4 separate regions of the Homo sapiens genome follow, and all the other regions are linked to region 3. The links are chromatin contacts, found by Hi-C or POLR2A ChIA-PET in ENCODE. All regions are on one chromosome and are shown on one strand. The core of a region is the stretch at or near the end of the contact, and the rest is flanking DNA. Distances in the headings are between cores, read along the strand shown. Region 1 holds the start of FLJ32255 (a long non-coding RNA gene). Region 2 holds the start of ZNF131 (zinc finger protein 131). Region 3 holds the start of PTGER4 (prostaglandin E receptor 4). Region 4 holds the start of C5orf34-AS1 (C5orf34 antisense RNA 1).

Region 1 (2,700 bases), core at 75-2,574, 2.3 Mb after region 3:
GAGCCGGGGCTGACTGCCGGCTGCATCTTTGAATGGCGACCAAAAAAGACATGCATTTGTCTGGCAAAGTCGCTGGCGTTCGCCTGGTGCCCGCGCTTGCCGGGTCCTAGAGCAGCCAGATTTTCACACCAGCGAGTCCAGCGCCCAGCGCCACTCCGCCTTCGGATCACCGGTTTCTCACATCCGCAGCAGCACTGGCCTGACAGTTTTCCGGTTGCGACAGCGCTAGTTGAGCCAAACAAAACGTTTTCCTGCTTGCTCTGGGCGTCCCATTCTCCATCCGAGGCCTTCTAGTCCCGGTGTCACTGTCGCAGCACCTGGCGTTCGTTAGCTCTTTCACCAGCGGCGCGGAGCGGGCGGTTTTGCTGTCACGGCACATGTGGCACGGAGTTTCTCGGTGGCCGAAACCCTCTTTTTTCTCAGAGTCCAGTTTCTTGGTGACAGCGCTGTTGGTTGCGCCATAAGGAATGTTGTCCTTGACAACCCGCCGGCCGCAGTCATTCGCAAGCTCCAGGCACCGACATTTCGCAGAACTGAGGTCTCTCGGTCTCAGCACAGCTCGTTGCTCGATGCCTCCATTTTCTCGGGGCGACAGCACTCAGGTCGCCGATCTGAGGGATTCGGAGCTTCCCCAGCTGGGGTGAGCCTGGCGTTCCCGGGCGGCGGCGGCGGCGCTGGGCTAGGGGAGCCCGCCGCTCCTCCAAGCCGGTGACAGGGGAGCTGCCCGGGCGCCGTCTCTTCCCAGCGCCGCCGCAGAACCCGCAGAACAGCTCGACCTCCAGAACCCTGTGCTGTGGCGGCGGGGCTGGCGTGTCTGTCGCAGGACCCCGCAGATTCGTCTGTCGTTGGCTTGTTGGTCCTAACAAGTTTCGATTTCAGGGTGCCTGCGTTTCTTTTTCTTTTCTCTTCTTTTCCTTTTGTTTTGTTTTGAGACAGAGTCTCGCCGTGTCGCCCAGCCTGGAGTGCAGTGGCGCGATCTTGGCTCACTGCAACCTCCGCACCCCAGGTTCAAGGGATTCTACTGCCTCAGCCTCCTGAGTAGCTGGGATTACAGGCGCTCGCCACCACGCCCGGATAATTTTTGTATTTTTACTAGAGGCGGTGTTTCATCATATTGACCAGGCTGGTCTCGAACTCCTAACCTCAATAATCTGCCCGCCTCGGCCTCCCAAACTGCCAGGATTACAGCATGAGCCGCTGCGCCCAGCCGGTGACTACGATTTCTATCCCCTGGTTCAAGTCGGGGAATAGCCAAAATGTGATTTCTCAACCCAAGCAAGTACCCACTTAGGACAAACACCAGCCTAGCCCTGGCGGCGATTTCTAGGTCGTAGGAAGTCGATGTTTCGCCACAGAAAGGCTGAGTGACCCTGTGACTCATTTCCCAGCAACTCCGGGTTTCCTGTAGCCTAATCATAACAAACGCAGAGTTAGCCCTGCCTCAAGTTTCTTTTTTCTTTTTCTTTTTTTTTTTTTTTTTTTTTTTTTTTTTGAGACAGAGTTTCTTTCGTCCAGGCTAGAATGCAGTGGCGCCATCTCGGCGATCTCGGCTCACTGCAACCTCCACCTCCCGGGTTCAAGTGATTCTCCTGCCTCAGCCTCCCAAATAGCTGGGATTATAGGCGCCCGCCACCACACCCGGCTAATTTTTGTATTTTTAGTAGAGACGGGGTTTTGCCACATTAGCCAGACTGGTCTCAAACTCCCGACCTCAGATGATCCACCCGCCTTGGCCTCCCAAAGCCTCAAGTTTCTAAGTCGTGGCAAGTTCCGGCTTCCTACTAGTACGGCTTGCTTTAGCTGCGCAGGAGATGTTCAACTCCTGTAGAAATCTGTGTACCAGCGAATGCGATTCATTTAGGTTTAGCGATGACCAGTTTAGCAGTGCCTGGGAGCTCTTACACCAAGGCTAGCTGCGCAACATCAAGTCCCGCCTTAGCTATGTTGGTGTTTTTTAAACTCCCATGGAAGTCAGGAAATGCCGGCAAAAGCGATTTCTGGTTTACGAAGCTCGGTTTGACGATAGCAATTTCCGCCGAACGCGACTTTTTCCTCTTGTGGACCAAGTCGGGATATATCAGCTACTACGATTTTTTAGTCGTAAACAGGTTTAACCATGACTGGGTTTTGTTGGTTTCTTGTTGTTGTTGTTGTTTGTTTTTGTTTTTGTCCTAAGAAATGTAGACTTAGGTGTAACATGTACCGGTTTAGATCTAACAGGGATATCCTAATCACAGAATTGCTTCTTTTGGCAATACTTGTAATTTCTGCTTTGTAGGGTTGGTTCTCTCTAATTTTTGCTTATTTTTAAATGCTCTTTTTGTGTCTTTTGCTCTGAGAACAATGCTACCGGTAGTTTCCAGTGTGTTTGCTTTGCCTTTTTATTTGAATTTTAGAATTTATTATTTTAAAATTTTATCTTATTTAAATGTTATTCATTTTTCTTCTACTAATTTTGAGTATCACAGCTTCGTACTCCTTGACTTGCATTCTCTCAGGAGCTGGGGAGCCAAGCTCGGTCTCCGCTTCGGTGGTTTCAGGTCCCGGGTTCTGTCTGGCGGCTCTGCTTCTAATGCGGAGCTGGCGGTTTTGCAGCAACGCTTTTGCCAGTAGCGCCCACTGAGCGGTTTTTCAGTTGCTGCACCGTTCTTAGCGCCCAACGGAACGTTTCCCGTACGCGGAGTCCATAAGTTGTCTGTG
Region 2 (2,700 bases), core at 197-2,696, 2.4 Mb after region 3:
CTGGTCTTGAACACCTGGGTTCCAGCGATCCTCCCCGACTGGGCCTCCCAAAGTGATGGGATTACAGGCCTGAACCACTGCGCCCAGCCTATCTCTAGATTCTGACCAGCTCTCTAATTCCATTTTCCCCCATGGTTTCATCTACATTACTAACAGTCTCCCAGTTGATCTCTATTCCTAGCAGCTTGTCCCATTTAATCTGTTCTCCATATTGGGGCTAGAATTATCTCTTTAAAAAGTACATCTTAGGATGTCACCATGCGGCAAGGCTTCCCCTTGCAAAAAGAAAATCTGACATCTTCAACACTTTTTATAAGGCACCCTTGTGCGTCTATCCAGCAACATTGTTTCAGTTTCCTGAATGCTATAATCTTGGTGCCTTTGCATGTGCTATACTTTTGGCTAAGAACACTTAGACTTCACATCACTTAAAAACATTTTTTGTTTTAATACAGATGGGGTCTCGCTATGTGCCCAGGCTGGCCTCAAACTCCTGGGCTGAACTCCTCCTCCCCAACTCGGCCTCCCAAAGTGCTGGGATTACAAGCGTGAGCCACCGCGCCCGCCCACATCTCTTCTTACAGGTCAACTGGCTTTCCTTGACACCCAGTTACTTCGTTCTTCAGGTGTTGCAAAACTCATCAGCAAGCACCTAGGCAATTACTGTTCAAAATATCTATGCAGTCTACTAGACTTAAGATTCAGAAAGGCAGAAACCACATATACCTTGTTCACAGCTGGACTTCTCAGTGTCTAGTACTAGGATTCTCAATACATATCTGTTGAAGTTATGATGACATTATTACCATATAGCTATTTGAGTTCCTCCGTAATCCCAATTCTCAAGTTCTTTGAGAGAAAAAAATAAGTAAATCTCAATTATAGAATTATCCTCAAAATGTATTTATATATAATATTTCTTTGGAGGAATTAAGGAAGCAGTCACATGCAGCTGACTGTGGGTCACTGGACTTTTTTTTTTTTTTGAGACGTTGTCTCGCTCTGTCGCCCAGGCTGGAATGCAGTGGCACTACCTCAGCTCACTACAACCTCCACCTCCCCGCTTCAAGCTATTCTCCTGCCTCAGCCTCCCGAATAGCTGGGATTACAGGCGCCCACCACCATTCCCGGCTAATTTTTGTATTTTTAGTAGAGACGGGGTTTCGCCATGTTGCCCAGGCTGGTTTCGAACTCCTGACCTCATGTGCTCCACCCGCCCAGGCCTCTCAAAGTGTTGGGATTACAGGCATGAGCCACCGCGCCGGCCTGGACTCTTTAAAGGAGTGGGGAAGGCCTGCACTAACGGGATCCGGTGTAAATAATTCTGAGCAGCTCCAGGTCCTGAGCCCAGCAAGCACGTGCTGCGGCAGGGCGCGGGGAGGGCGCGCTTCGCGGAGGAAGATTCCGGGCGGCCCGAACGTGCTCGCGCCCGTAGCTGCCGCTGCCGGGGCCGCGGCCGCCCGGGTGCCCAACCGAACGCACGTGCGCCAGCGGGGCCCGAGCAGAAGGGGAGCCCCGGCTCTCACGAAGAAAATGGAGGGCGACCCACGGGTTAGGGGTCAGGAAAGGCGTGGGGCGCATTATGCCCTGGGAGGGGAAAGCACGGAACAAGAGGCTCTGAGGGACGGAGAGGAAGGAGGGCGACCCACGAGCTAGGTAAGGCGGGCCAACCCAGGTCTCGGAAGGAAGGGGGCGGGGCAGGACGGGGCGGGAGGGGCCGCGCAGTAGCTGGGCTGTGAGGACGGTTGGCGAGTTCATTCCGGGCTCGGGTCGGGAAGTGTCCGCCCCTGGAGTCAAGCTGGGGAGGGTGAGAGGTTGAAGGGCAATGACTTAGGTTCCCAGCTTCTGGCCCTGCCAGGCTCTGCAGTAGCCCAAGCCCACCGCTGCCCGGTTTCTTCTCAGAGAGCAAGCCCTCGCCCTTCGTGAGCGCCAAATCCCCGCGCTCGGCCCCGCCCATCCACTGAGGGGTGTGGGTAGGGGCGTGGCCCGTTCCCTTGCTGGTCGGCGCCCGGAAGGCGTCCGCGTCAGCCGGAGCTCGACGCGGTGACGGTGTGCGTCGACGTAAGTGACGCGCAAGCCTGGGCCGCTCCTCCTTCCCTCAGTGAGTGCCGGCCCGGTCGGGGCGGGGGAGAAGAGGGAGGGCGGGGGAGGGAGAGGCGACCCGAGAGTCGTTGTGGGTCGCGGGCCGGACCGGGTCCCGGGGCGGTGGGAGCCCCGGCCGGGCAGAAGGGCTTGGCGGGCCGTTAGAGGACCGCCACGGCTGTCGAGTCCCCTCCCTTGTTGGACTTGCGCGCCCTGGCGCTCGGAACCTCCGGCGCTGTGCCCACCCCGCTCTAGCTCGCGTCTCCCGACTCCAATTAGGTCAGGCTCGGAGTCCCGCGGCCGCGGCTCCGGTCTCAACGCTCCGGGGCCGCTCGGCTCGCCTTTCTTCCCTCGCCTTTCTCTCCTCTTGCTTCACCCTCCCCCCTTCTTTTCACGTTGCTGGTTTTTTTTGTTGTTGTTTTATGCTTTAGGGGTTTTGTTCCTCGGCTCGAGCTCATGGGTGTACATTATCATGCTCTTCTTTTGTAGAGCAGCCCGACGGCCATGGAGGCTGAAGAGACGATGGAATGCCTTCAGGAGTTCCCTGAACATCATAAAATGATCCTCGACCGATTGAATGAACAGCGAGAGCAGGACCGGTTTACTGACATCACCCTA
Region 3 (2,700 bases), core at 185-2,684:
GTAAATATGATTCTGGATATTTTATGACCTGTAATTACTTGAAATCGGAAAGCCCTTTTAGTTTCTCTTATTACCCATGTGTTGCTGAGACTAACTGAAGAACCAGTTAGGAGGTTTGTTCGTTCACGAAATAACATTTAAGAAATGGGTACCTGCTTATCACATAAAAGAATCCAGTTATTTACTTACCCTGTGAGGAGACATAATATGTTAGAATGCTTGTACACTGCAGATGGGAAGAGGTTTTTCCAGGAATTTAAATTGTGCAATAAGGCCACACAATCTTACTTAAAAAAAATGGTGAAGGGGTTTTAATTACACCATGAAGTTTTACAATTTTTTAGGTTTTTAGTTCTGGTTTTAGAAAACAGAGTAGAAGGATTACAGAGAAAAACTTCACCATTAGACAAGAAGTCAAAATGATTCTAAGGGCCGCGCAAACAGGCTTTTCCAAGAATTAATCATGAGGTGGTGCTTGGAGAATTCCTTTACTCCAGTGACTTTGAAACCCCCTTCTCACTCTCCACTAGTCTTTCAAAGGATTCATGGTGAATTGGGTCTAACGAGTATAACACGGCCGGCCGAAGGCATGAAGCTCACGCTACCCTTTCAGGGCGGAGAAGTTCCCAGGAGGAAGAATGGAGAAAAAGATCGCAGTTAGGCAGTCCTCCCAACCTCACCAAGGCTCCACCTCTCTCCAAAGCCGCAAGGCTCTGCCACCTGCGCCGGGAGAGGCTGCAATCACTGTCTCCTCCTCTTTCTTTCTCTTTTTTTTTTTTCTTTTTTGCCTGGGGTGCCCGACCAAGCGCAGCCCGCAGTCTGGGCACTGCCAACTGACTCCAACTCCTTTTATGGTGAGAGGATGGATTCTTCGTTATTTCCCCGCCCAATCTGGTACCCACCCACCCACCCACCTACCACGTCCGCTGGGCGCACCCAAGTCTAACCCCGGGGCGCACGCGCTAGCGCAGACACCGTATTTCTTCTCCTTTCTCGGCCAACCCTAGGTAGAATCCTAAAACAACTGCCCTCTCTTCCACGATCTAGATGTTGCGGCCCGCGGACAGGAGGTTCAAGAAATAGTACACTCCGAGCGGCAGGCAGCGAGGCGGAAACGGTCGCCGGTTTCAGTGGTGGCCCCACTGGAAGCCGAGTTCAGGAGCGGCTAAGCGGTCGCCGGGGAAAGCACCGGGGCTTCCCAGGGTCCCCTCCGAGTTCCCACTCCGCACCTCCGAGGGCGTGAAAACCACGGGAGCCGCCCCACCCCGCGCGCCCAGCCCCGCCCCAGCCCAGACACCGCCCCCCGCCAGTCTTCCCTGCGGCGCCCAGGGAGGACGCGCTCCGCCCCCTTCCAATCCGGCCAATGGGCGCCCGGGCAGCGCGCGGTTTGCCTCCGCCTCCGCCAGGGAAACTTGGAGGAGGAGAAAAGTTTGTACAGAGGGTGGAAAGGCGAGAGCGGAGCTCCAAGCCCGGCAGCCCGAGAGGAAGATGAACAGCCCCAGGCCAGAGCCTCTGGCAGAGTGGACCCCGAGCCGCCCCCAGGTAGCCAGGAGCGGCCTCAGCGGCAGCCGCAAACTCCAGTAGCCGCCCGTGCTGCCCGTGGCTGGGGCGGAGGGCAGCCAGAGCTGGGGACCAAGGCTCCGCGCCACCTGCGCGCACAGCCTCACACCTGAACGCTGTCCTCCCGCAGACGAGACCGGCGGGCACTGCAAAGCTGGGACTCGTCTTTGAAGGAAAAAAAATAGCGAGTAAGAAATCCAGCACCATTCTTCACTGACCCATCCCGCTGCACCTCTTGTTTCCCAAGTTTTTGAAAGCTGGCAACTCTGACCTCGGTGTCCAAAAATCGACAGCCACTGAGACCGGCTTTGAGAAGCCGAAGATTTGGCAGTTTCCAGACTGAGCAGGACAAGGTGAAAGCAGGTTGGAGGCGGGTCCAGGACATCTGAGGGCTGACCCTGGGGGCTCGTGAGGCTGCCACCGCTGCTGCCGCTACAGGTGAGATGGCGTTGGGCTGACGTTGGGGTCAACGGGTAGAGAACGCAGGGATGCGGCCCTCGCCGAAGAGAGCCAAGAAGGGAAGAGCGCGCTCTCCAAATTGCTTTTGTAACTTGTTTTCAGTGAGCATTTTATTGATTCAGAATCTATCGAGAATAGCACTAGCGAGCTACTTTTCCCTTGAGATGGGTCTTATTCATCTTGGCAATGGAGTGAGTTGGATTGTGGGGAGGAAGAGGAATGGGAAAATCAGTTTATAAATATTAATGTCAGCAAGAGTGTGCTGTTGGCAGGACGTATCGCGAGCCTGGAGATTTTGGTGGCCGCAGTTGGTAAGTGGCTACAATCCAGAAAGTAGGATCGAGTTGCTCCCCTTGTCTTATCAGTGTATCGTTTCTCGGGCGCGGGTCTAACACCTTACAAGTGGTAATTTCCGCTCACGGCAGCTTTGTCTCTCTTCTACCATCCCCAGACCCAGCCTTGCACTCCAAGGCTGCGCACCGCCAGCCACTATCATGTCCACTCCCGGGGTCAATTCGTCCGCCTCCTTGAGCCCCGACCGGCTGAACAGCCCAGTGACCATCCCGGCGGTGATGTTCATCTTCGGGGTGGTGGGCAACCTGGTGGCCATCGTGGTGCTGTGCAAGTCGCGCAAGGAGCAGAAGGAGACGACCTTCTACACGCTGGTATGTGGGCTGGCTG
Region 4 (2,700 bases), core at 119-2,618, 2.8 Mb after region 3:
AAATCCAGTGTGCTCAAGGTATTTAATAAATATTCCATTTTACTAATACAAGAGATAATCACATAATAAATCCGCAGCCTATGAACTAAAGATACTGTTTGGGATAGCTTCTCTGACATAACTGACATATTATAAATTCCTCCCTATGACTCGCAGAAGCCATTTTCTGCAATGGCCAAACTTTGTCACACCCCATCCCCCTTATAGCAAATACCACTAACTTTGGGGCCTTCAGAGTATACATAACAGTACTTTTCTCCTTCCTGAATTCCACAAACATATAATTAGCTGGTCACTTTAATTATACGCTATCATGTATTGTTTGCTAATAATCTCTTAGACATTATTTCTGTCAAAACAAATAAGAGCTGATACATTCTCTAAGTAAGTGTCATCTGTTTTAACTTTCCCTCTTCCCCACCAACCTTACACATTATATGCAAAAACCCAAGGTCAAAACACGGTCCAAATTCCAGAAACCGCCTTTATTATGCTTTACCAGTAAGTCTTCTTCACTGAACTGTAGTTGCTGTAAACTTAATATATTTAATTTCTTTAATGGAAAAATATCAAAAGCAGATGCCAAATCTGATGCAACTAACTGACAAAGGAAACACAAATCTTGCTTACTTTCACTGAAACTTTTTATAGCCATCAGATGTCTGCACTTAAAATGTTTAGTTCCTATGCCCATTACGAATAAAACAAAATTCTGTATTTCAACATGTTTCAAGCCTCAGAAGTTCCCAGACATCCTTTTCTGAGTCTGGTGTGATGCAATAATTTTTCAAATGTCATTTAAAAAAATGGGCCAGGCTGCAGGGAAAGGACCATGTCACACTCTCAGCATTCAAGCCTCAAAGGCTCCGGGGCACGAAAGGCTCTTACAACCGGTTAAGGACGGCAATGGGCTCCTTCGGCACGACTCCCGGAACCCCACCCTGGGCCAGAAAAAGGCCAGGGGCGCGGAGCGTAGGCGGAGGGCTGGGGTTCTAGGGATCTAGAAAAAGCGCGAAGCCGGAGGGCGGCGCCAGGGCTCCTCGCAGACCCCAGGGCCGCGGGACGGTGCCGGCTCGTGGGTCACACGCACCCAGGAGGCTCCTGGCTCCCGCGTGGCGGCTGTTCCAGCACGCCCTCCGACCCGCAACCGGACCCTCCAGACATCAGACTCAGTGGTCCCCCACCTCCGGTCTCCCACCTCAGGACGCAGTTCCGCGGCGTCCACCCGGCCCCCTCCCCTCAGTCCCACGCAGCGGCTCAGCCATACCCACCCCGGCTTCTCTGAGTTCAATCCAGCAGCAGCTCGAGCAGCGGCTCCGCCCCTCGGTCGGAGCCATAGAGACGTCGGCTGCCGGCCAGAGTGGCCTCAGACCGCAGCGTCGGCCGAGAGGACGCCGGGATACTGGCCAGCTCCAAGTCGAAAGGAAGCGACGCATGAGTTGTTTGGTGCGGTGGGTAGATACCTCGAGTTTCTCCTCGCCCACCGTAGGCCCCGACCCCTAAAAAGGAAACTTTTGGGACGTCAGAGTGAGAGGAGAAAAGTGTCTTTTTAGTTTAGTTTTGTCAAACCTGAGGATTCGTTTTTCAGTTTAGCCGGAGCTGTGCCGCAAACGTAGCTGCCGACATCCCCACGACGCACCCAAGTGGTGGCCCGGAAGCTGGGGATAGAAAAGTGGCCTCCCCGAATGCCAGGCACACAGGCCTTACTACCAGAAGCTTGAGCTGGGAGCCTCGGCCGTCGCATCTCTAAGGTGCAGCGATACGGCCAACTTCCTTCCGCGAAGCCCTCAGGGTGGGCAACGGAGCTTTTCACCAGACTGAGGGACCGGGCGACCTGGCCGACCGGCGGCTCCTCACCGCCCCCTTGGGGATTTCTTGATAATTCTTTGCCACGATGCGGGCGGATGTTGTGGAGCTACTGTTTGTAGATCGCAGTAGCGTGACAGCACTTAATCATGACTACTAAATCCTCAGAAGTCGAAAAAGCAAGTCCATACAGAATAGTTTGACCCTAATTAAATTGCGCTTACAAGATACAGTTTGTTTACTGGGACTTTGGCTAGGTCCCATCCCGTCTCTGCCTCAGAGTGGTGGTTGCTCTTAGCACCAAGGAAATACCAGCTTGACATTTGACTCTAGGAAGCACAGGCCCAAAAGAAGAGGCCCAAGGAGGGACATTCTTCTTTCCCTTTCCTACCTACAGTTTCTCAAACCAAGTGTCAGATGGAAAGCAAGGGGTGGTATCATCGTAATTATACAGTTGACCATAGAAAATAAATTTCAATCTCAAAGTAAACTCCTAGGCCACCCCCAGAATCTTAGAGTTTCTCAATCATAGAACTCATTTCTTGTCACAGTCTTGGTTCTTAGCCAATGTAAAACACCCAACTGACAGGGAAAATTAAACACCTTTTAACTCCCACACACCTTAAATGAGAATTTAAAGTATCTTTCAGCAAATGTATTTATAATTTTGAGTGCTTTTAGCCATGTTAAGGACAAATTTTCTCCTTCTGAATGCAGTAATAATTTGGCATTACCCTTTTGGCAGTGTGGTACAAAGTCTTATAATCTAGGCTTTATGGAGCTATTGAGGAACAACATAGATGGCTTCATGCAAACCCAAACAATGTAATAGTAGTTCTTTTCTCTGTAGTCGGTCTACTGCCTGTAGATGTTTATTCCTTTTTTTTTTTTTTT

The links. A loop is a pair of places that touch in the nucleus more often than their neighbours do. ChIA-PET counts read pairs that join two places held with the same protein, here RNA polymerase II (POLR2A). Pooled maps may share reads with other maps.
Region 1: a loop to region 3 is called in a map of naive thymus-derived CD4-positive, alpha-beta T cell, with 4 times the contacts of the local background. The contact joins the promoter of FLJ32255 here to the promoter of PTGER4 in region 3. A Hi-C loop is called at or near these places in 1 of 168 maps with a recorded cell type or tissue (naive thymus-derived CD4-positive, alpha-beta T cell) and 8 of 50 pooled maps. POLR2A ChIA-PET finds 5 or more read pairs at or near these places in 2 of 52 experiments (PC-9 and WTC11).
Region 2: a loop to region 3 is called in a map of ovary, with 20 times the contacts of the local background. The contact joins the promoter of ZNF131 here to the promoter of PTGER4 in region 3. A Hi-C loop is called at or near these places in 2 of 168 maps with a recorded cell type or tissue (naive thymus-derived CD4-positive, alpha-beta T cell and ovary) and 9 of 50 pooled maps.
Region 4: a pooled map shows a loop between it and region 3 (10-fold over the local background). The contact joins the promoter of C5orf34-AS1 here to the promoter of PTGER4 in region 3. A Hi-C loop is called at or near these places in 4 of 50 pooled maps. POLR2A ChIA-PET finds 5 or more read pairs at or near these places in 3 of 52 experiments (T-cell, activated CD8-positive, alpha-beta memory T cell and naive thymus-derived CD8-positive, alpha-beta T cell).

Annotation. Positions count from the first base shown.
Region 1 is chr5:42,992,009-42,994,708 of GRCh38, forward strand. It overlaps FLJ32255 (a long non-coding RNA gene), which reads right to left and starts at 1,325. Exons shown (of 2, transcript NR_104643.1): 1 at 1-1,325. LOC105374746 (a long non-coding RNA gene) reads left to right here and starts at 267. Exons shown (of 3, transcript XR_007058755.1): 1 at 267-2,700. RefSeq lists enhancers at 290-499, 800-929, 1,199-1,493.
Region 2 is chr5:43,119,468-43,122,167 of GRCh38, forward strand. ZNF131 (zinc finger protein 131) reads left to right here and starts at 1,447. Exons shown (of 7, transcript NM_001330707.2): 1 at 1,447-1,656; 2 at 2,572-2,700. The coding sequence starts at 2,587. RefSeq lists enhancers at 1,109-1,168, 1,966-2,534, 2,535-2,700 and silencers at 1,349-1,698, 2,129-2,388.
Region 3 is chr5:40,678,481-40,681,180 of GRCh38, forward strand. It overlaps PTGER4 (prostaglandin E receptor 4), which reads left to right and starts at 1,435. Exons shown (of 3, transcript NM_000958.3): 1 at 1,435-1,998; 2 at 2,471-2,700. The coding sequence starts at 2,514. RefSeq lists a silencer at 1,098-1,317 and an enhancer at 2,453-2,700.
Region 4 is chr5:43,482,551-43,485,250 of GRCh38, forward strand. C5orf34-AS1 (C5orf34 antisense RNA 1) reads left to right here and starts at 1,369. Exons shown (of 3, transcript XR_007058763.1): 1 at 1,369-1,451. TMEM267 (transmembrane protein 267) reads right to left here and starts at 1,315. Exons shown (of 3, transcript NM_022483.5): 1 at 1,272-1,315. RefSeq lists a silencer at 1,170-1,400 and enhancers at 1,346-2,189, 1,455-1,644.